Linked DNA regions of Homo sapiens: region 2 is linked to region 1. Evidence: chromatin loops called from intact Hi-C (ENCODE). Cell type or tissue: CD4-positive, alpha-beta T cell. All regions are shown on one strand. Links, peaks and the distances in the headings refer to the core of each region. The heading gives the core; the rest is flanking DNA.

Region 1 (10,418 bases), core at 1,595-9,594:
ATACAAAAATTAGCTGGACATGGTGGTGAGTGCCTATAATCCCAGCTACATGGAAGGCTGAGCGGGGAGGATCACTTGAACCCAGGAGGTGGAGGTTACAGTGAACTGAGATTGTGCCACTGCATTCCAGCCTGGGCAAGACAGCAAGACTCTGCCTAAAAACAAACAAACAAATCCCCCAAAACTAACAAAAATTAGCTGGGTGTGGTGGTGCACGCCTGTAGTCCCTGATACTCTGAAGGCTGAGATGGGAGGATTGCTCGGGACCGCCTGGGAGGCAGACGCTGCAGTGAGCCAGACTGTGGAACTGTACTCCAGCCTGGTTGGCAGAGTAAGACCCTGTCTCGAAAAAAAAAAAAAAAAGTATTGTTTTAAAATTCAGGTGGGGAGGATTTCACAGTGTCTGAACACCAGGAGGCAAGAATCATTTGGGACCGCCATAGAGGCTGCCTGACACACCACTTCTTTTAAGGTGCATTACTCTAATATATATATATATATATATTATTTTTTTGAGATGGAGTGTCACTCTGTCACCAGGCTGGAGTGCAGTGGCATGATCTTGACTCACTGCAACCTCTGCCTGCCAGGTTCAAGCGATTCTCCTGCCTCAGCCTCCCGAGTAGTTAGGACTACAGGCGCACACCACCATGCCCAGCTAATTTTTGTATTTTCTTTTTTTTGAGACAGAGTCTCGCTCTGTTGCCCAGGCTGGAGTGCAGTGGCGCCATCTCACCTCACTGCAAGCTCCGCCTCCCGAGTTCATGCCATTCTCCTGCCTCAGCCTCCCAAGTAGCTGGGACTACAGGCGCCCGCCACCACACCCACCTATTTTTTTGTATTTTTAGTAGAGACGGGGTTTCACTGTGTTAGCCAGGATGGCCTTGATCTCCTGACCTCGTGATCTGCCCGCCTTGGCCTCCCAAAGTGCTGGGATTACAGGTGTGAGCCACCATGCCTGGCTAATTTTTGTATTTTTAATAGAGACAGGGTTTCACCATGTTGGCAAGGATGGTCTCGATCTCTTGACCTCAGGTGATCAGCCCACCTCAGTCTCCCAAAGTGCTGGGATTACAGGCATGAGCCACCGTGCCCAGCCTACTCTGATATTTTCATATAAAGCTTAAGCCTTCTGAAGTCCAGAGAAAAGGTAGTTTCCATAAATAAATAAATAAAATAAAAATAACTAAATAAACTTACCACATCACCCAACAATTTCGTTTGTAGGAACCAACCCAAGATAAATGAAAACATATATCCACATGAAGATATATGTTCACAAATGTTCATAGCAGCATTATTATTTTTCTTTCTTCTTCTTTGTGTGTGTGTGTGTGTGTTTTAGCAACTCTATTAACTGAACGAGACAGGGTCTTGGTCTGTTGCCCAGGCTAGAGTGCAGTGGCGCATTCGTAGCTCACAGCAACCTCGATCTCCTGGGCTCAAGCGGTCCTTCTGCTTCAGCCTCCCTAGTAGCTGGGACTATAGGTGCGTGTCACCATGACCAGCTAATTTTTTTTTTTTTTTTTTTTTGGAGACAGAGTATTGCTGTGTCACCCAGGCTTCAGTGCAATGGTGCAATCTCGGCTCACTGTAACCTCCGCCTCCTGGGTTCAAGCAATTCTCCTGCCTCAGCCTCCCAAGTAGCTGAGATTACAGGTGCCCGCCACCACGCCTGGCTAATTTTTTGTATTTTTAGTAGAGACGGGATTTCACCATGTAGGCCAGGCTGGTCTCGAACTCCTGATCTCAGGTGATCCACCCACCTCGGCCTCCCAAAGTGCTGGGATTATAGGCATGAGCCACCACGCCCAGCCAACCAGCTAATTTTTTATTTTTAAAGTTTTTCATAGAGACAGGGTCTCTCTATGTTGCCCAGGCTGGTTTCAAACTCCGGGGTATTCAAGTGATCCTCCCATCTCGGTATCCTAAAGTGTTGGGATTACAGGAGTGAGCCACCAATCTCAGCCCCAGCAGCATTTTCATAATACTCAAAAAGTTGACACAATCTAAACATCCACAATTGGAAAGTAGACACAAAATGTGGTATGTCCATACATGGAATATGACATAGCAATAATAAGGAATGAAATACTGCTACATGCCACAACCTTAGATAAACCTCAAAAACATTATGACAAATGAAAGAAGGCAGACACAAAAGGCTGCATGCTGTAAGATTCTACTTATGTGAAAAATCTGGACAAATCCATAGAGAGAAAATGTAGATGAGTGGTTGCCTGGGGCTAAGGATGGGAACCAAACTGCCCACCATCGTGAAGGATCTTTTTGGGGTAATGGAAATGTTCTGAAATTAGTGGCAATGGTTGTGCAAATTTACTGTGTAAATTTACTGAGAATCATTAAATTGTACACAAAATAGGTGAATTTCATAGTATGTAAATTATATCTTGATAAAACTATTAAGTTTTTATTCAATGGTAGTGAGTTAAAACAAACTTTCTCAGCTATGTCAGCTTCAGGCCTTCTTTTTTTTTAATTTTGAAAAATTTTTTATGGAGAGGAGGGTCTCACTATGTTGCCCAGGCTGGTCTCCTACTCCTTGGTTCAAAGGATCTGCCTGCCTTGGCCTTCCAAAGTGCTGGGATTATAGGTGTAGGCCACTGTATCCAGCCTAGGCCTTCTTATTCAACTTCCATCGACCTGAAACTTACTATTTTTTTTTTGAGACGGAGTCTCGCTCTGTCGCCCAGGCTGGAGTGCAGTGGTGTGATCTCCGCTCACTGCAAGCACCGCCTCCCAGGTTCACACCATTCTCCTGCCTCAGCCTCCCAAGTAGCTGGGACTACAGGTGCGCATCACCACACCCAGCTAATTTTTGTATTTTTAGTAGAGATGGGCTCTACTAAAAATTGGCCAGGCTGGTCTCGAACTCCTGACCTCAGGTGATCCACCGGCCACTGCCTCCCAAAGTGCTGGGATTACAGGCGTGAGCCACCACACTGGCCAAAACTTGTTCTTAAGATTGTATTCTGGGACCTTGATTCCAATCAGAGAAAAGTGATTGTATTTTTTTATTTTTATTTTTTTTAGATAAAGTTTCGCTCTTGTTGCCCAGGCTGGAGTGCAGTGGTGCCCTCTTTGGTCACTGTAACCTCCGCCTCCTGGGTTCAAGCGATTCTCCTGCCTCAGCATCCTGCGTAGCTGAGATCACAGATGCCCACCACCACGCCCAGCTAATTTTTTCGTATTTTTAGTAGCGATGGGGTTTCACCATGTTGGCCACGCTGGTCTTGAACTCCTGACCTCAGGTGATCCATCCGCCTCGGCCTCCCAGAGTGCTGGGATTACAGGTGTGAGCCACCGCGCCAGGCCAAGTGTTTGTATTTCTATTAAAGAAAGAATATAACGGGACACCATTGACGACCTGCTCCATTGCAGGCCTCCTTGCTGTTCCTCAGACTCCCCCCTCAGAGCCTTTGCCCTCGCTGTGCCCTCCACCTGGAGCGTTTCTCCCCAGGATCCTCATGCCCATGCTCATTTGGGTCCCTGCCCCATGTCACCCTCTCCAGGAGCTTCCCCTCACAGCAGCCCTGGCCTGTACCACAGCCGGGTACAGGTATTTTTTTGTTTCAACTGGTTTTTTAGTTCCAGTTTCCTTTAGGTTACTTTATTTATTTATTTATTTATTTATTTTTTGAGACGGAGTCTCGCTCTGTCGCCCAGGCTGGAGTGCATGATCTCGGCTGACTGCAACCTCCACCTCCCGGATTCAAGCAATTCTCCTGTATCAGCCTCCCGAGTAGCTGGGATTACAGGCGCCCACCACCACACCCGGCTAATTTTTATATTTTTGGTAGAGACGGGGTTTCACCATGTTGGCTAGGCTAGGTTAATTTTTAAAGGGTTTTGCAATGGTCCCTTGATCTACTTTTTACCTTAGATGGGAAATAAAACTGATTTCCTACATTGGCAGAATACAATGATCATTTTTGCCTGGACTATCTAGGAGGTTAATTTCAGTTGGACTACTGAAAACTGCTGGTTCAATCATTCTCCACGTTTATCTAAGTCTTTACCTTTATCTGGACAGTTCTAGGACATTGAGGGGAATTTTGGTGTTTCTTCCCCTATTATTTCCTGAAGTCATTTCACTTTAAAAAACAATAGATTCACTGCTCAAAAAAAAAAAAAAAAGTTACCTACTTTCTACTTGCTTCCAGTTTAACTGCAACACATTTTAAAAAGAGTCTACTGTGCTGGCTGGGTAAGTTAAATTAAAACTTCTAAAGGGTCCAAGGTCTAAAGTTCGCACATTGTTTTGAGGTCGGCTCTGTCTCTACCGAGGGAGATCCCATTATCCGTAGTTCTACCAGTCCCAATCCCATATATTTCCTTTAGAATCTCATGAATGAGGAAAAAGAAGTTCAAGTGAGGGAACATAGGTTCAAATGAAGGTCAGATACCTAAAAGAGTTTTCTGGTGACTGTGCGCGGCTGGGGTGGAAAAAGTGGGGAAAAGGTACCCAGATGTGGGTGGCCCCGGAGGGTTGCTCCACTCCAGCCCCGGCAGGGCAGGACAGCGCGGCCTGCCTGGTAGATGCCCCGAGCCACTGGAGCGCCTACTGTGTGGCGGGCGGGGGACGGCAGGAAAACGGCAGGATGCTGTGTCCCCTGAATCTGGCAGGGTTCTAGGTGCTTTACACGTAGCAAGACACATTCTCCGCCCCAAGGCACTCGCAGTCAGTCCATTTTCTGGGTTGCATCAGGTGGGGGCAAACTAGGTCCCCGCAGAAGTGAAGATGCTGAAGGAATACAGTAGGAGAAGAAATGCTTCTCTCCTGTCCTCCACACCAGGCAGGCCCCAGAGGCTGAGACCGACACGCCCTCCCCGAAGGGCAGACCCGCCTTGAGGAAGGCGGATCCGGGTAGGGACCGCCGCCTGGCCCTCACCCGACCCCCGAGAAAGCAACCCAGCGCGCCGCCCGCTCCTCACGTGTCCCTCCCGGCCCCGGGGCCACCTCACGTTCTGCTTCCGTCTGACCCCTCCGACTTCCGGTAAAGAGTCCCTATCCGCACCTCCGCTCCCACCCGGCGCCTCGGCGCGCCCGCCCTCCGATGCGCTCAGCGGCCGCAGCTCCTCGGAGTCCCGCGGTGGCCACCGAGTCTCGCCGCTTCGCCGCAGCCAGGTGGCCCGGGTGGCGCTCGCTCCAGCGGCCGGCGCGGCGGAGCGGGCGGGGCGGCGGTGGCGCGGCCCCGGGACCGTATCCCTCCGCCGCCCCTCCCCCGCCCGGCCCCGGCCCCCCTCCCTCCCGGCAGAGCTCGCCTCCCTCCGCCTCAGACTGTTTTGGTAGCAACGGCAACGGCGGCGGCGCGTTTCGGCCCGGCTCCCGGCGGCTCCTTGGTCTCGGCGGGCCTCCCCGCCCCTTCGTCGTCCTCCTTCTCCCCCTCGCCAGCCCGGGCGCCCCTCCGGCCGCGCCAACCCGCGCCTCCCCGCTCGGCGCCCGCGCGTCCCCGCCGCGTTCCGGCGTCTCCTTGGCGCGCCCGGCTCCCGGCTGTCCCCGCCCGGCGTGCGAGCCGGTGTATGGGCCCCTCACCATGTCGCTGAAGCCCCAGCAGCAGCAGCAGCAGCAGCAGCAGCAGCAGCAGCAGCAACAGCAGCAGCAGCAGCAGCAGCAGCAGCCGCCGCCCGCGGCTGCCAATGTCCGCAAGCCCGGCGGCAGCGGCCTTCTAGCGTCGCCCGCCGCCGCGCCTTCGCCGTCCTCGTCCTCGGTCTCCTCGTCCTCGGCCACGGCTCCCTCCTCGGTGGTCGCGGCGACCTCCGGCGGCGGGAGGCCCGGCCTGGGCAGGTGGGTGTCGGCACCCCAGCCCCCTCCGCTCCGGGCCCGGCGTCCCCTCCCCCGCGGCCCGCGCCGCCGTCCCCGCCCCGTGACCCGCCGGGCTACCCGGGGTGGGCTGGGGGCCGGCAGCGCGGGGGAGACTCGCTCGGGCCTGAGCCCCGAGGCTCGGCCGGTGGGCGCAGCCGGGGTCCTCTGGGATTGTCAGGCCTGTCCAGCCTCCCGCAGCATCCCCGCCCCCTCCCCCGGCGGTCAAGATGGAGGGAGCGGGCGGCCTCCCCTCCCCACGCGTGTTGGGAGGGGTTCTCGGGTAGCGGCGATGGTCAGCCCCGGCTCCCCCTTCCGCACGATCCTCCGCCCGCAGCGTGGGGATGCTCGGGCAGCTCCTCCACTCCCGGTTTAGGTGTGAACGTTGGAGGGGTCTGGAGGCTGTGGTGGCGTTTTCCGGAACATGTCCCCCTCCATGGGGGACATCTCTGGAGGGGAGAAGTTAGGGCCGCGTCCCCCGTGCCGGTTAAAGGGGTAGGCACCGGGCTCCTCCGGAATCATCAGGGTCTGTCGGGGCTCTCTCCCCGCCCCCTCCGAGTCCTGGGAAAGATCGGAGGACGGGGTGGAGACAAGTGGGCCTTGGCCCCCGCACCCCTCTGCGTTCGTGTCCGAGGCGGCGGCGGGGGCTCCCGAACTCCCCTGAAATCGTGGGGCTCCATGTGGCCTCCGGCAGCGTTCCACCCTCCCCCACCTGGGGAAGGGAAGGGGTGGGGAGTGCCCGGCCCCGTCCCGGCCTTCCTCCTTCCCCCGCCAGACCTCTCCGGCGCGCGGGTGGTGGCCGATCCGCATTGCTGTTCGAGGCCGCAGTGGAGAAGGCGCCTGTGGAACATCGGTGGGTGAGGGCTGGACCCAGGCTGGACCCTGGAGATCCGGGGTGGCGGTGCTGGTGGCAGGGGGCGGGCACCCTGCGCACTTATCCCAACCCCCGCCCCAATTTCGGAAATGCTAGGAGAGAGAGATTGCAGCAGGGGACGTGGTCGGGTTCCTGAAGGCAGAAAGGCGGGTGTTTACTAGCGTCTTTTTCCCTCCTAAGCCGGGGTTGTAGTAGGGGCTGGGGGCTCAGTGTTGTCCCGGCTAACTGGGTTTGACTCGAGGGTGTGTTTGTGCAGGAGGGCCTGTTGGGGGTGGCGGGCGGTTGTCAGTTCGTATTTCACGAACTAAGAAAATGCTTAGTGTTCAAAGGGAGAAGGAAACGTCAATAGACTCCATTCCATTGTGGCCGGTGTCCTTAACTTCGGGAGTGCCGCCAGAGCTTACCAAGGGCACGCAAGTCCATTTCCCTTGTGCCTCAAGTCCATCCGTGTTGTAGGCACTACTGTGCCTTCTTTAGGCCTAGGCCGCCGGCTTGACGGCGGGTGACCGGCGTCCTCCTTAAATAGGCATCTTGGGCTTTGGAAGGTGGAATAAGAGGATTTTTCATTCACCCGAGTTTTCTTTTTGAAAACACATTTTCAGCAACCCATTTCCAAAGAATTTTTATTTACAGCAGAAATTCCCCATCAAGAGGAATCAGCTGGTTTTTAAGGAATTCTGCTGCCTTCAAAGGGGGCGGAAACAGTCGGTTATTTGACTTTACACGCCCCGCCCCCCCTTCCCCTTCTCTGAGTCTGAAGCATCCCAAACACTACTTAGCCAAACTAGTTCAGATGAAGTGATCGTTTCCCCAAGTAGGGTAACTTCAGTTTCCCTTTTTCGTTGGCATCTAGCGAAAAATGAAAAAATTTAAAATACAACTTTTATAGAAAAGGATGTATTCTGTTTTTACTTTCTTAGGTATTAGGAAGAGATTTGGCAGATAATTCAACATGTTCAAATATATAAACATTAAAACTAAGGTTATTAAGTTGCATTGACTACTAGGCTTAAAAATTAGATTATAAGAGAATTTGCTCCTGAGTAGTTTGAGTGATCAAAGATATTTGGAATGTTTTAGTACCACAAGGTCTTTTTTCTGTTCCTTGAGGCTTTACAACAATTTAAGGTTAATTTAGATTTTTCCTTGCTTTAAGTTCTTTTACTTGAGACCTAAATGGCAGCCCTTATTCTTTCTGATGAATAGGTGAAATTTTGTTTACTGTGTTGGATTTGTGTAATGTGAAGTTTTATTCTTGAACAGATCGTTAATGTACTTGTAGAATTACTTTGAATTTGAATCACTTTCCTGCATTCCTTGTAAATAAGTTTCAGCTTCTAGAATCTCCTCACTTAGGTTTGTGCGTATCAACAGTGAAAATAAGTCTCTGAGAGCAAGGGTGAAAAAAAATGCAGCATTCGGTTTGACAAGTTTCGAGATAGCAAAATATGCTTGAAAGTCTGGAAATTCACATCTGCTTTAAGAAACATTTCATAATTTGACTTTGTGTGTGTGTGTGTGAATAGTTTTTCATGACTTTCAGAAGTGATTTATTTTGTTCTTTGTTATATATATTTTTGAAGGTGGCTGTTTTAGGAAAGATAATGTAATCACAATATTAGAACATAATTTTACTGTAATCTAATTTTGTGTGTGTGTGTGTGTGTGTGTGTGTGTGTGTGTGTGTGTTTTGGATGGAATCTCACTCTGTCGCCCAGGCTGGAGTGCAGTGGCCTGATCTCAGCTTACTGCAGTCTCTGTCTCCTGGGTTCATTTAAGTGATTCTCCAGCCTCAGCCTCCCCAGTAGCTGGGATTACAGGTTCGTGCTACCACACCTGGCTAATTTTTTTGTATTTTTAGTGAGGACGGGATTTTGCCATGTTGGCCAGGCTGGTCTCGAACTCCTGACCTCAAGTGATCCGCCTGCCTTGGCCTCCCAAAGTGCTGGGATTACAGGCGTGAGCTACTGCCCCTGGCCAATTTTTGTATTTTTAGTAGAGATGGGGTTTCACCATGTTGGCCAGGCTGGTCTCGAACTCCTCCTGACCTCAAGTGATTCGCCAGCCTCGGCCTCCCAAAGTGCCAGGATTACAGGCAGGAATGAGCCACTGCCCCCAACCATCAGTCTAATTCTTATTTTTGCTTTTTACCTTTTCATTTTTATGTAGTAGAGGTGATTGTGTATGTTATTTTGTAGTTAGCTTTTTTCCCCTGAACGTTGTATTGTAAATGTAAATTTTTTTTTTTTTTTTTGAGACAGAGTCTCGGTGTTTGCCCAGTCTGAAGTGCAGTGGTACGATCTCAGCTCACTGCAGCCTCTGACTCCTGGGTTCAAGCGATTCTCCCACCTCAGCCTCTTGAGTAGCTGGGGCTACAGGAATGTTCCACCACGCTTGGCTAATTTTTGTATTTTTGGTAGAGACAAGGTTTCACCATGTTGGCCAGTTTGGTCTCGTACTACCGACCTCAGGTGATGCGCCCGCCTCGGCCTCCCAAAGTGCTGGGATTGCAGGCGTGAGCCACTGCGCCCGGCTGTAAGGTTTTTACTTAACCATTCTATTGTTGGGAATTGGGTTTCCACTTTTTTGTTATAGATAGTGGTGCAGTGAACATTTTTAAATAGCTTTTTGCTTCAGTGTAATTATTTCCTTAGAGAAAGTTACCAAGAGTGGTTTTACTAGTTCAGAGGGCTTCAGGATTTTTATGGCTCTTGCTAGCGGTGCTCTATTATTCTTTAGAAGACTTGTATTACTTCCAGTGTCAAGAAGGTTGCTCTTCCATGGAATGGTTTCTTTGTAGTTTGTCAAATATTGTGGGGAATTTTTAAAGGAAAAATTGCATTTTTACTGTCAAGTGCATATATTATTAAGTGCTTTTGTTAGTTACTGGATTATTGATATTTGAGTTTAATTTGGTTCCTCTGAGGATTTAATAAGGTAATATATGTGAAGATGTTTTGAAACCTGTAACCATTATTATTAATGAGGGTACTTGGTTTATCTGTCGTGCTGATAGTACTGAGTAAAGTGCAGGAATGAAATTCCTGAGGAACTGTTCTAAAGCTTTGTTGTTGTTGTTAACCTTTCTTTTTCATCTGAAAGTGTTTTTTATTAGCTGCTAGCCTATGACCAAGTTATTTTTGGTAACTTTTTTGTAATTTCATGGCACTATTGGGAATTTTCGCTGGTTGACTCTTCTTCTTCTACATTCCCTTCCCCATTAAAAATAAAAATATGGATTTACAATTGTTACTCTATTCCTAAACCTAAATAATATGACATTAGAATTGCTTGGGATACAGGATTCAGTCTGAATAAAATATTTTTCTTTTAGTGATTTTCAGCTTAGTATTTTTACTGCTTCTTTCTCTTGAGGCATTGCAACTTAAAAATTGTGCTGTTTAGCCAGGCGCCTGTAATCCCAGCTACTTGGGAGGCTGAGGCAGGAGCATCACTTGAGCCCAGGAGGCGGAGGTTGCAGTCAGCTGAGATTGTGCCACTGCACTCCAGCCTGGGAGACAGAGTGAGACTCTATCTCAAAAAAAAAAAAAATGTGCTGTGATTTAATGTAGTTGTTCATCATGCTTCCATTTAAATTTCAGTGAGACTGTTCATCTTTTGCAGTTAAATATCTTGTAGAAGGGCCTAAAATATCTACGTTGAATACAGCTTTATTGAAGCATCTATGTACATGGGGTTTTTGGGATGAATCAGTGAATA
Region 2 (10,418 bases), core at 1,641-9,640, 820 kb before region 1:
CTCGGGAGGCTGAGGTGGGAGAATGCTTGAGCCTGGGAGGCAGAGGTTGCAGTGAGCTGAGGTCGTGAGCCTGGGTGACAGAGTAAGACCCCATCTCAAAAAAAAAAGTTGTTAAAGCAGCTTTTTATCCTTTTTTTCCAAGCAGCTTTTTAATGGCAGTGCATAGATATGTCTTTATAAATCACTATTTTCTCATGGAGTTTCATTGGTCAGCATCTCTGCTTTGATGACAAGGCAATAAACAAAAACTACCTCCAAAAAAGACTTTCCACAAACTACTTTTACCCAAGTTCAAAGCCTCTCTCATCACTTGTCTCATCTCCCTGAATCTACTCCTGCCTCCTACAATCCTTCCTTCACAGCAGCCAGAGAAATATTTTTAAATAGATCAGCTCATGCCACTCCCCCGATCACATCCTTCTATGATTTTGCATTGCTCTAAAAATACAATCTACACTCCTCTCCATGGTCCACATGACACTAAAGACATTAAGAATCCCTATGTGGTCTGCTCCCACCTACCTCCCACCTTCCCAGCCTCACAGCTCCCACACTTGCTCTCTCCTAGCCTTCAATCACTCCGAGATCTTCTCCCACTTCAGCACTTTTGCATGTGCTGTTTCCTAAAACCTGGAATACTCAATGCCTAGCACGGTACCTGGCACAGAGTTATCCCACCATAAATAATTCTTCAATGAATGGATAGATGTTTCATTAGAGTAGGCCAGTGGGATGATAAAAACTTGAACCATTATCTTTAAAATAGACATTGTAAAGGCCAGGTACAGTGGTTCACATCTGTAATCCTAGTACTTTGGAAGGCCGAGGCAGGCAGACAGCTTGAGCCCAGGAATTTGAGACCAGCCTGGGCAACAGAGCAAGACCCTAACTCTACAAAAAAATAGAAAAATTGGACAAGTTTGATGCCACGTGCCTGTAGTCAGTCCCAGCTACTCAGGAGGCTGAGATGGGAGGATCACTTGAGCCCAGGAGGTCGAGGCTGCAGTGAGCCAAGATTATGCCACTGCAGTCTCCAGCCTGGGCAACAGGGTAAGACCCTGTCTCAAAAAAAAAAAAAAAAAAAAAAGACATTGTATGTGTGTATATACATGTATGTGTAGACAGATATACATATTACAGAAACACATACAATGTGTATTTGTGTTTATATGAGTATACAAATATACATATATACACATACATTCTAAACAGTATATTCTATACCAATACATTTCAAATTTCAGGCTTGTGTGGTAGCTCATGCCTATAATCCCAGCACTTTGGAAGGCCAAGGTGGGCAGATCACTTGAGGCCAGGAGTTCAAGACCGGCCTGGCCAACATGGTGAAACCCCATCCCTACTAAAAATATAAAAATTAGCCAGACATGGTGGCACGCACCTGTAATCCCAGCTACTCAGGAGACTGAGGCACAAGAATTGTTTGAACCCAAGAGGTGGAGGTTGCAGTGAGCCAATATTGTATCACTGCACTCCAGCCTGGGTGACTGAGTAAGACTCTATTTCAAAAAAAAAAAATTTCAAATTTCATTTTGGTACTAGCTTTATCAAATTCATTTGATGCTGGCATAAAAGTCTGTCTCCCTCTCTAAATTCAGTGCTCCTCGCGAACATGGATAGTATTTTTCCTATTTCAGTGTTGTCAAAGAGCGTCACATATACACATTTGCTCAAGGCACAAAGTCCTCCAAAATTCATAGTAATGAACTGGGCTGCATTTTAGGGCATCTGAATCCATTTCAGGGTCTCCAATCCTTGGTTGGGGTCCACAACTCCCAGAGACCTTGCCAACATCACTTTTTGCCTCTTTCTTCCTTAAAAACATTGGCGTTGGATGGCAAGTACTGTCTGTGTTTCCCAGAGGGAAGGGGAATAAGCTGAGTTTCTCTATTGTTCTGTGGCTGCCTAACAAAGTACACCACGGCCTGCTAGGACAATTACAAACATGAGTTGGCTCTGCTTTTCCAGCATCATGTGCCACTCATAACAGTCTCCACATTGACCATGGACACGAGGGGTAAGTCATCTTAGCAGTGGCCTCTGCACTTGAGCAACTCTAACCAAAAACTTGGCCTTACATCAGGACCTAACGTTAATAAAGACATCCCAGTTTCCACTGCAAAGACACAGAACTGTTATTTTTCAGCAAGGCAAGTTTATTTACTCCCGCAGGAGATAAACAAACGTGGCCACCAGGGAGAGCCCAGGACAAAATGTACTTGACCTGCAAGAGATAAACCAAAAGCCTCCAGTCTCAGAACAAGCTCAATTTTCTGCCCCTCTCAGCTCATCGTCGCGTATGGATTTCAGAGCAACAAAAACAGATGTAAAGGAGGTACCACATGCTGAAGGAAGAGTTGGAAAATACAGGCAGCTTTGTTGGTTTCACAAAGGCAGAAAAGGGCAGAGAAGCAACCTCAAAATCTAAATCCAGTACTATCACTGCTACATGATCAAGGGAGGAGTCACTTAATTGCTGAATGCCTTAGTTTTCCTACCTATGATGCTGAGAGATATCAGTACATTGAATATACTTACATTTTAATTACTGGATGCATATAAAAGCCGAACCCAAGAGGAGTTATTTTGATAATTAAGCAAAACAAAATTCAGACTACTAATTGTCATTCAGGTGTCAGCTCACACGATCACCTTCTCTAAACCACCTATCAAAACTAACTGCATTCTCCCATCCTCACATTTCTGTGGGATTTTTTCCCTCCTAGAATTTATTACTACCTGAAATTGCCCTATTTAGTCATGTGTTTGTCTGCTCTCTCTCAGCCATGAAAATAGCAATATTTTCCTATCTTACTGCTTTATCCTGCCTGGCTCATTAACTTCCTGTTGAATGAATTAATACTAGGTTAAAGTAATTTGAAGGCGGGACGCAATAGCTCATGCCTGTAATCCCAGCACTTTGGGAGGCCGAGGCAGGAAGATCGCTTGAGCCCGGGAGTTTGAGACCAGCCTGGCCAACATGGCAAAACCCTGTCTCTATAAAAAAATACAAAAATTAGCCGGGTGTGGTGGTGCACACCTGTAGCCCCAGTAACCGGAAAGCTGAGGAGGGGGGATGGATTGAGCCTAGGAAAACAAGGCTGCAGTGATTGCACCACTGCACTCCAGCCTGGGCAACAAAGTGAGACCCTATCTCAAAAAAACACAATAATAACAATAATAATAAAATTCTAGGGCTGGGCAGGGTGTCTCATGCCTATAATCCCAACACTTCAGGAGGCCAAGGTGAGAGGATCACTTGAACCCAGGAGTTTGAGACTGCCCTGGGCAACACAGTGAGACCCCATCTCTATTCAAACAATTTTAAAATTTTTAAAAATAAAATTCTAGGAAATGCAAACTAATACATAGTGACAGAAAGCAGAATAGTGGCTGCCTAAGAACAAAGGAAGGATTATAAAGAACATAAGGCAAAATTACCAGGGGTGATAGATGTGTTCATTATCTTGACTATGGTGGTGGTTTCCCAAGTGTATATGTATGTCAAAACTGATCAAATTGTACATTTAAATATATGCAATTAATTGCATGTCATTTATACCTCATTAAGGCTGGTTAACAAATAAAACAGGCTTATAATCCAAAAAATAATGAATCATTCAAAATTATGTGTATTATGTTCATAACCCGGCTTTTTGGGTGGTGCATAATACCAGGGCTGGAGGGGAGAAGGAATTACTCCATTTCAAACTGTCATCTTTACCACTTGCTACTTTGACTATGCCCACACTTCTATGCTTCTAAATGAACAAACTGGACAATGTAGGGTCTATTACTACCCAGACCTTTTCCCAACCCCCAGCCCCGTCTGATGTCTCCTAAAGCAGCAGATCCTTACTTGTCTGGAAGAGCAGACACCAGGAACAAAAGGCTCAATGACTATTTGACAGATTAAAGAATAGACAACTGTTTATTTAAAAGCTCCCTAAAGAATTAGAACATTTGAGGCTATACACTGTTCTGTTGAAATGCAGTTATATATTACCCAGATCTGTAAGCACTTGCCAACCGACCTGTCCAAGTCACTCACTTCCTACGAGTTCTCAGTTTTCTTTTTCTCCCCTTTTTAAATTCCAGATCCATGTATGAATAACATGCCAGGTGTGTTTGGAGGAGACATTCCTAATATTTTGAAAAATCTCATTCAGGCTGGGTACGGTGGCTCACGCCTGTAATTCCAGCACTTTGGGAGGCCAAGGCGGGCGGATCACGAGGTCAGGAGTTTGAGACCAGCCTGGCCAACATAGTGAAACCCTGTCTCTACTAAAAATACAAAAATTAGCCGGGCATAGTGGTGCGCCTGTAGTCCTAGTTACTTGGGAGGCTGAGGCAGGAGAATCGCTTGAACCTAGGAGGCGGAGATTGTGGTGAGCCGAGATTGCGCCACTGCACTCCAGCCTGGGCAACAGAGTGAGCCTCCGTCTCCAAAAAAAAAAAGAAAAAAAGAAAAGAAAATCTCATTCAAATAGCCTCAATAGCTTGAATCGTTTTTTAAATGTCTGAGACAGTGACCATAATTGAACAATCATGGAAAAGAATAGACAATGGGTCTTAAGTGTGAGTGGTATATAGAGTGACTATACAAAATAGCAGGATCACTATCTGAAAACAACAGGTCACACTACTGTTTGACAACAAAATTAAGGCTTACAAATGGTTAGCAATAGTTACAAAATAATAGAAGCAACATAGTGATTAAAAGTAGGGATTCTGTCTCCACCACCTACTAGCTGTGAGGTTAGGCAATTTACTTAACCTCTGAAACTCGGTTTACTCATCTTTACAATGGGGATAATAGTAGCCATCTGATAGGGCTGTGGTCAGAACTAAGCAAATGTTAGCTATTAGTAGTAGTATTACCCTGACCTTTCAAAGGATCTCATTAACTCACTAATCCTCCTAAGTTTCAAATCTTGTCATTTACTAGCATGTTGCTTCTGGGCCTCGGTTTCCTCATCCATAAAACGGGTACCAGTAAAGTGACCTGACTGTTAAGGTTGCAGTGAAGGATTAAATAACGAGATGCGGCTCCCTTCCTTTCCATCTCCCAAAGCGAAGATCGCAGAGGAAGGAAATACTTCTAGTGGCTGCAGATACAGTCAGTTTTTCCATTTCTGGCACGTGAGGGGTAGGAGGAAAAGAAGACACAAAGAGGCATATAAAAGGGTCAGGGGTCCTGCGTGAAGTCCCCAAATGCACGAAAGTGGCACAGTGAGCCAGAACGACTAGACCACTGGGGGCCCGGCCCCGCGCAACTCCCCTCTCGTGTCCCAAGGAGCCTCCCCAAGTGAGCAGGGTTATTTCGGAATCACCATGAGGCAATTCTCATGAGGCAATGGGTCAGGAATGCGGCGCTGAGCCTGGCCGCTGGCACCCGTGGTTCCCTCGGCGGCTCTACCTGCCCCGGGCCTGACGGGCATCCCCGGGGCTGCCGCAGCCGGAACTCGGGGAGGCAGGAAATGAATGGGGACCCGAGGGGTGGGGGCGCGGTGGGGCCGGCCCCCGGCCCCTGGAGGGCGAGGGGACGAGGAGGGAACCGGCCCCCAACCCCGACCCGGGGCGGGAGCCCGAAGCCCGGCCGGGGCGCCCCCTTCCGGACGGGGCTAACCGAACGCGGCGGTGGCCGGGCCGAGGCCCGCGCCGGGCCCCTCGGGGCTCCTCACCTCCGCGATGTCATGTTCCTCCCGCCCTCCGGCTCCGCGACGGACCCGCTCCTTGCTCAGGCTCCGCTGGGCTCGGTCACATCGGGCTGGCCCGAGGGAGGCCCGCTCGGGACCGGACGCGGGGCAGAGCCAGCCGGCCGCGCACAGACCCCCCTCCAGGCCTGGGGATCCCGGAGACTGTGCAGCTGCCCCCCGGCCCGGCTCGCTCCTCCTCCGCCCCCGCCCTTCGCCGCCGTCGCCCCCGTGATGTCACCGCTCGCGACGCCCGCCGCCACTTCCTGCTTCCCGTCAGCGGAGGACCGAGCGACGGCCGGGAATGGCAGCGCGGGGGCTCCGCGGAGGCGCCACGCACAGTGTCCAAAGCATCCTTGCTTCCTCCTGGAAACCGCGGCCGCCAGGTGTGAGCTGCGCGCTCCGCGTCTACGCCACCGACCCGTCCGGGCCCGCTGCCACATCGATTTCATTCATTTCGTTCCACAAATCGCCGCTCCACTCATTAGCTGTGGAACCTTGGGGAAATTACCTACTGTCTCCGAGCCTCGGTTTCCTCCATTCTTTTCTTTCTGTAAGATAAAGATAGTAGGCTGGGCGCGGTGGTTCACGCCCGTAATCCCAACACTTTGGGAGGCTGCGGCAAGAGGTTCGCTTAAGCCAAGGAGTTCGAGGCCAGCCTGGGCAAAAAAGCAAGACCTCATCTCTACAAAAAATGCAAAAAACTAACCGGGCGTGGAGGCTGCGGCGGGAAGATAACTTAAGCCCGAGAAGTCGGGGCTGCAGTGAGTCGTGATCACGCCACTGCACTACACCCTGAGCGACAGGGCAAGACACTGCCTAAAAAAATAATAATAGGCTGGGCGCGGTGGCTCACGCCTGTAATCCCAGCACTTTGGGAGGCCGAGGTGGGCGGATCACGAGGTCAAGAGATCGAGACCATCCTGGCCAACATGGTGAAACCCCGTCTCCACTAAAAATTCAAGAATTAGCCTGGCGTGGTGGGGGGCGCCTGTAGTCCCAGCTGCTTGGGAGTCTGAAGCAGGAGAATCGCTTGAACCCGGGAGGCAGAGGTTGCATTGAGCCGAGATCGCGCCACTGCACTCCAGCCTGGCAATAGAGCGAGACTCCGTCTCAAAATAATAATAATAATTACAATAAATACTACTTTGGGGTGGGAGCGGTGGCACACGCCTGAAATCCCAGCACTTCCCTTTGGGAGGCTGAGGCGGGCGAATCGCTTGAGTCCAGGAGTTGGGAACCAGCCCGGGCAAAATAGTGAAATCCCATCTCTACAAAAAATACAAAAATTAGCCGGGCGTGGTGGCGCGCGCCTGTAGTCCCAGCTACTCGGGAGGCTGAGGTGAGAGGATTGCTTGAGCCTGGAAGGTCGAGGCTGCTGAAAGCCGAGATCGCGCCACTGCACTCAGGCCAGGTATGGTGGCTCACGCCTTCATCCCAGAACTTTGGGAGGCTGAGGCAGGAGGATTGCTTGAGCCTAGGAGTTCAAGACCAGCCTGGGCAACATGGTGCGACCATGTCTCTTAAAAAAAAAAAAAAAAAAAAAAAAAAAAGCCGGGCCGGGTGGTACGGAAGTATTACTTTGGACACTCTGTGAAGCTCGAGCAAGAGAGCAAGGCCAGAAACAGAGAAGCCAGTCAAAATACGGAATACTATAGTATTCTGGTCTGGGAATAATGGTAGCTCAGACCAGATTGAGAAGAGTAGAGCTTTTACTTGATTGATGCGCATATGACTCATTGAAGGCTACAGATCTAGCTGAGCGTGGTGGCTCACGCCTGTAATCCCAGCACTTTGGGAGGCCAAGGAGAGCAGATCACTTGAGGTCAGGAGTTCAAGACCAGCCTGGCCAACATGGTGAGACCCCGTCTCAACTAAAAATACAAAGATTAGTCGGGCTTGGTGGCGCACACCTGTAGTCCCAGCTACTCCGGAGGCTGAGGTGGGAGAATTGCTTGAACCGGACAGGCAGAGGTTGCAGTGAGCCCAGACTGCACCACTGCGCTCCAGCCTGGGTGACAGGGTGAGACTCTTTCTCAAAAATAAATAAATAAAGGCTACAGATCTAGTGAATGGCAGAGCCATAAGTTTAACCCATATCTGTATAGCTCCAAAATCCTCATTTTTTTAATGCTTGCCCATTTCATTCATATACAAGTGAGTCTCATACTGTGTGCTAACTGCTTCAGCATCATGTGCTCCTTACAAAGATCACCTTTAATATATGCCAATTTAATTCACATAAGAGCCATTTAACAAGCAGTTGTCCCTCTCCCTAAATCCTGGCCAGCTAGATGACAAGCTACATTTTAACTGATCTCAGGCCTGCAGGCCTAAACTTCCTAATCCAATCTCCACATAGTAGCCAGAGTAATCTAAACTACAAAACTAGGCGGGTCACTCGGGGCGCGGTAGCTCATGCCTGTAATCCCAGCACTTTGGGAGGCCAAGGCAGGTGGATCACCTGAGGTCAGGAGTTTGAGGCCAGTCTGGCCAACATGGTGAACCCTCGTCTCTACTAAAAATACAATTAACTGTGGCCAAGTGCGGTGGCTTACACCTGTAATCCCAGCACTTTGGGAGGCCAAGGTGGGTGGATCACCTGAGGTCAGGAGTTTGAGACCAGCCTGGCCAACATGGTCAAACACAATCTCTACTAAAAATACAAAATTTAGGGCTGGGCGCGGTGGCTCACGCCTGTAATCCCAGCACTTTGGGAGGCTGAGGCGGGCGGATCACGAGGTCAGGAGATCGAGACCATCCTGGCTAACACAGTGAAACCCCATCTCTACTAAAAATACAAAAGATTAGCTGGGCGTGGTGGTGGGCACCTGTAGTCCCAGCTGCTCGGGAGGCTGAGGCAGGAGAATGGCGTGAACCCAGGAGGTGGAGCTTGCAGTGAGCCAAGATCACACCACTGCACTCCAGCCTGGGCAACAGAGCGAGACTCTGTCTCAAAAAAAAAAAAAAAAAAAAAAAATACAAAATTTAGCTGGGTGCAGTGGCAGGCACCTGTAGTCCCAGCTACTCAGGAGGCTGAGGCAAGAGAATTGCTTGAACCCAGGAAGTGGTGCTTGCAGTGAGCCAAGATTGCGCCACTGCACTCCCACCTGGGCGTCGGAGCGAGACTCCATCTCAAAAAAAAAAAAAAAAAAAACTGCAAAACTAGTCACTCCCTACATTGAATTCACCAATGGCTTCTCCTTGATTTTAGAATGAAGTCCAAAAAAAAAAAAAAAAGGTTTATCCCCCTGGATGTGGTGGCTCACCTCTGTAATCCCAGTGTTTTGGGACTCCTAGGTGGGAGGATTTCTTGAGCCCAAAGAGTTCAAGAACAGCCTGGGCAACAGAGTAAGACCCCTGTCCCTACAAAAAAAAAAAAGTTTTTTGTTTTGTTTGAGTTGGAGTCTCATTCTGTTACCCAGGCTGGAGTGCAGTGGCGCAATCCCGGCTCACTGCAAACTCCACCTCCCAGATTCAAGCAATTCTCCTGCCTGAGCCTCCCAAGTAGCTGGGATTACAGGCACGCACAACCATGCCCAGCTAATTTTTTTTGTATCTTTAGTAGAGACAGGGTTTCGCCATGTTGGCCAGGCTGGTCTCCAACTCCTGACCTCAAGTGATCCACCCACCTCAGCCTCCCAAAGTGCTGGGATTACAGGCGTGAGCCACCATGCCCGGCCCAAAAAAAAGTTTAAAAAAATTTTTTTAGACCCAAGGTCTTGCTATGTTGCCCAGGCTGGCCTTGAACTCCTGGCCTCAAGCAGTCCTCCCACTTTGACCTCCCAAGGCCTTGGATTTACAGGCGTGAGCCAATGCACCAGAGTTTTTTTAACTCTGGTCCCCAATCACTTCACCACCCCGTCTCCCCACTACTCGCTTCATTCTCTATGACCCAGCCATGCTGAATGACTTTCAGCTCCCCTCAATATGCCATATTCTTTCCCAGCGTAGAGCCTTTTAACAATCTGCTTTCTTTCCCCAGAGGGTTCTTCCTGACTGTCCTCCACATCAACTCTATGCCTCTGATCTCAGGCTAGGAGCCACTTCCTCTGGAATACAAGCCTCACCCGATTCTCTAGTGCAGGTCAGATGGTCACCAAGACACCTATCCTTAGAACCTAACATGCTACACTATAAATCTAAGAGCCGTATCATATAGGAAGCATCCAATTAAGTTTTGTGGGTTTTTTTTGTTTTGTTTTTTTTTTTAGACAGTCTCACTCTGTCTCCCAGGCTGGAGTGCAGTGGCGTGATCTCGACTCACTGCAAGCACCGCCTCCTGGGTTCACGCCATTCTCTTGCCTCAGCCTCCCAAGTAGCTGGGACTACAGGTACCTGCCACCACGCCCGGCTAATTTTTTGTATTTTTTTAGTAGAGACAGGGTTTCACCGCATTAGCCAGGATGGTCTTGATCTCCTGACCTCGTGATCCACCCGACTCGGCCTCCCAAAGTGCTGGAATTACAGGCGTGAGCCACGGCGCCTGGCTGCCAATTAAGTTCTTGATCTAGCTGCCTGGGTGTCTATAAGCAAGTCATTTGACTCCTCTGTGTCTGTTTCCTTCTCTGCAAAGTAGGAATCAAAATCCTACCATAGGATAGGTTTGTGAAATACTCAGAACAGTGTCTGGCAAAGTCAGCACTTGATAAAAGCTGGCTATCATTTGTCTCTTTTCCAAAGTAAACTATTAGCTCTTTGAGT

What was found. Hi-C counts contacts between places; a loop is a spot of excess contacts. Peaks named below come from ENCODE experiments on the same cell type or tissue, not always from the same donor. Only the 100,000 strongest peaks of a DNase experiment are listed, where the experiment ranks them.
Region 2: it touches region 1 in a loop (14-fold over the local background); 2 of 110 quality-filtered maps call a loop at or near these places.

The regions. Positions count from the first base shown.
Region 1 is chr12:111,594,175-111,604,592 of GRCh38, reverse strand. ATXN2 (ataxin 2) reads left to right here and starts at 5,278. Exons shown (of 25, transcript NM_001372574.1): 1 at 5,278-5,809. The coding sequence starts at 5,559. ATXN2-AS (ATXN2 antisense RNA) reads right to left here and starts at 5,095. Exons shown (of 2, transcript NR_146497.1): 1 at 5,040-5,095; 2 at 4,338-4,765. RefSeq lists an enhancer at 4,544-4,773 and silencers at 5,234-5,543, 5,604-5,773, 5,864-5,913, 6,504-6,633. In CD4-positive, alpha-beta T cell, for the core only: no CTCF peak of the experiment used is centred there; DNase peaks (open chromatin) are centred at 4,952, 5,262, 6,372, 6,622 and 1 weaker place; H3K4me3 peaks cover 3,321 bases; H3K27ac peaks cover 741 bases.
Region 2 is chr12:112,414,410-112,424,827 of GRCh38, reverse strand. PTPN11 (protein tyrosine phosphatase non-receptor type 11) reads right to left here and starts at 5,881. Exons shown (of 16, transcript NM_002834.5): 1 at 5,703-5,881. The coding sequence starts at 5,716. It also overlaps a transcript of RPL6 not described here. RefSeq lists silencers at 5,374-5,943, 5,655-6,006 and enhancers at 5,380-6,027, 5,994-6,253, 6,028-6,675, 6,676-7,324. In CD4-positive, alpha-beta T cell, for the core only: CTCF peaks have their summits at 5,421 and 5,625 (motif pointing left); a DNase peak (open chromatin) is centred at 5,957; H3K4me3 peaks cover 1,968 bases; H3K27ac peaks cover 1,519 bases.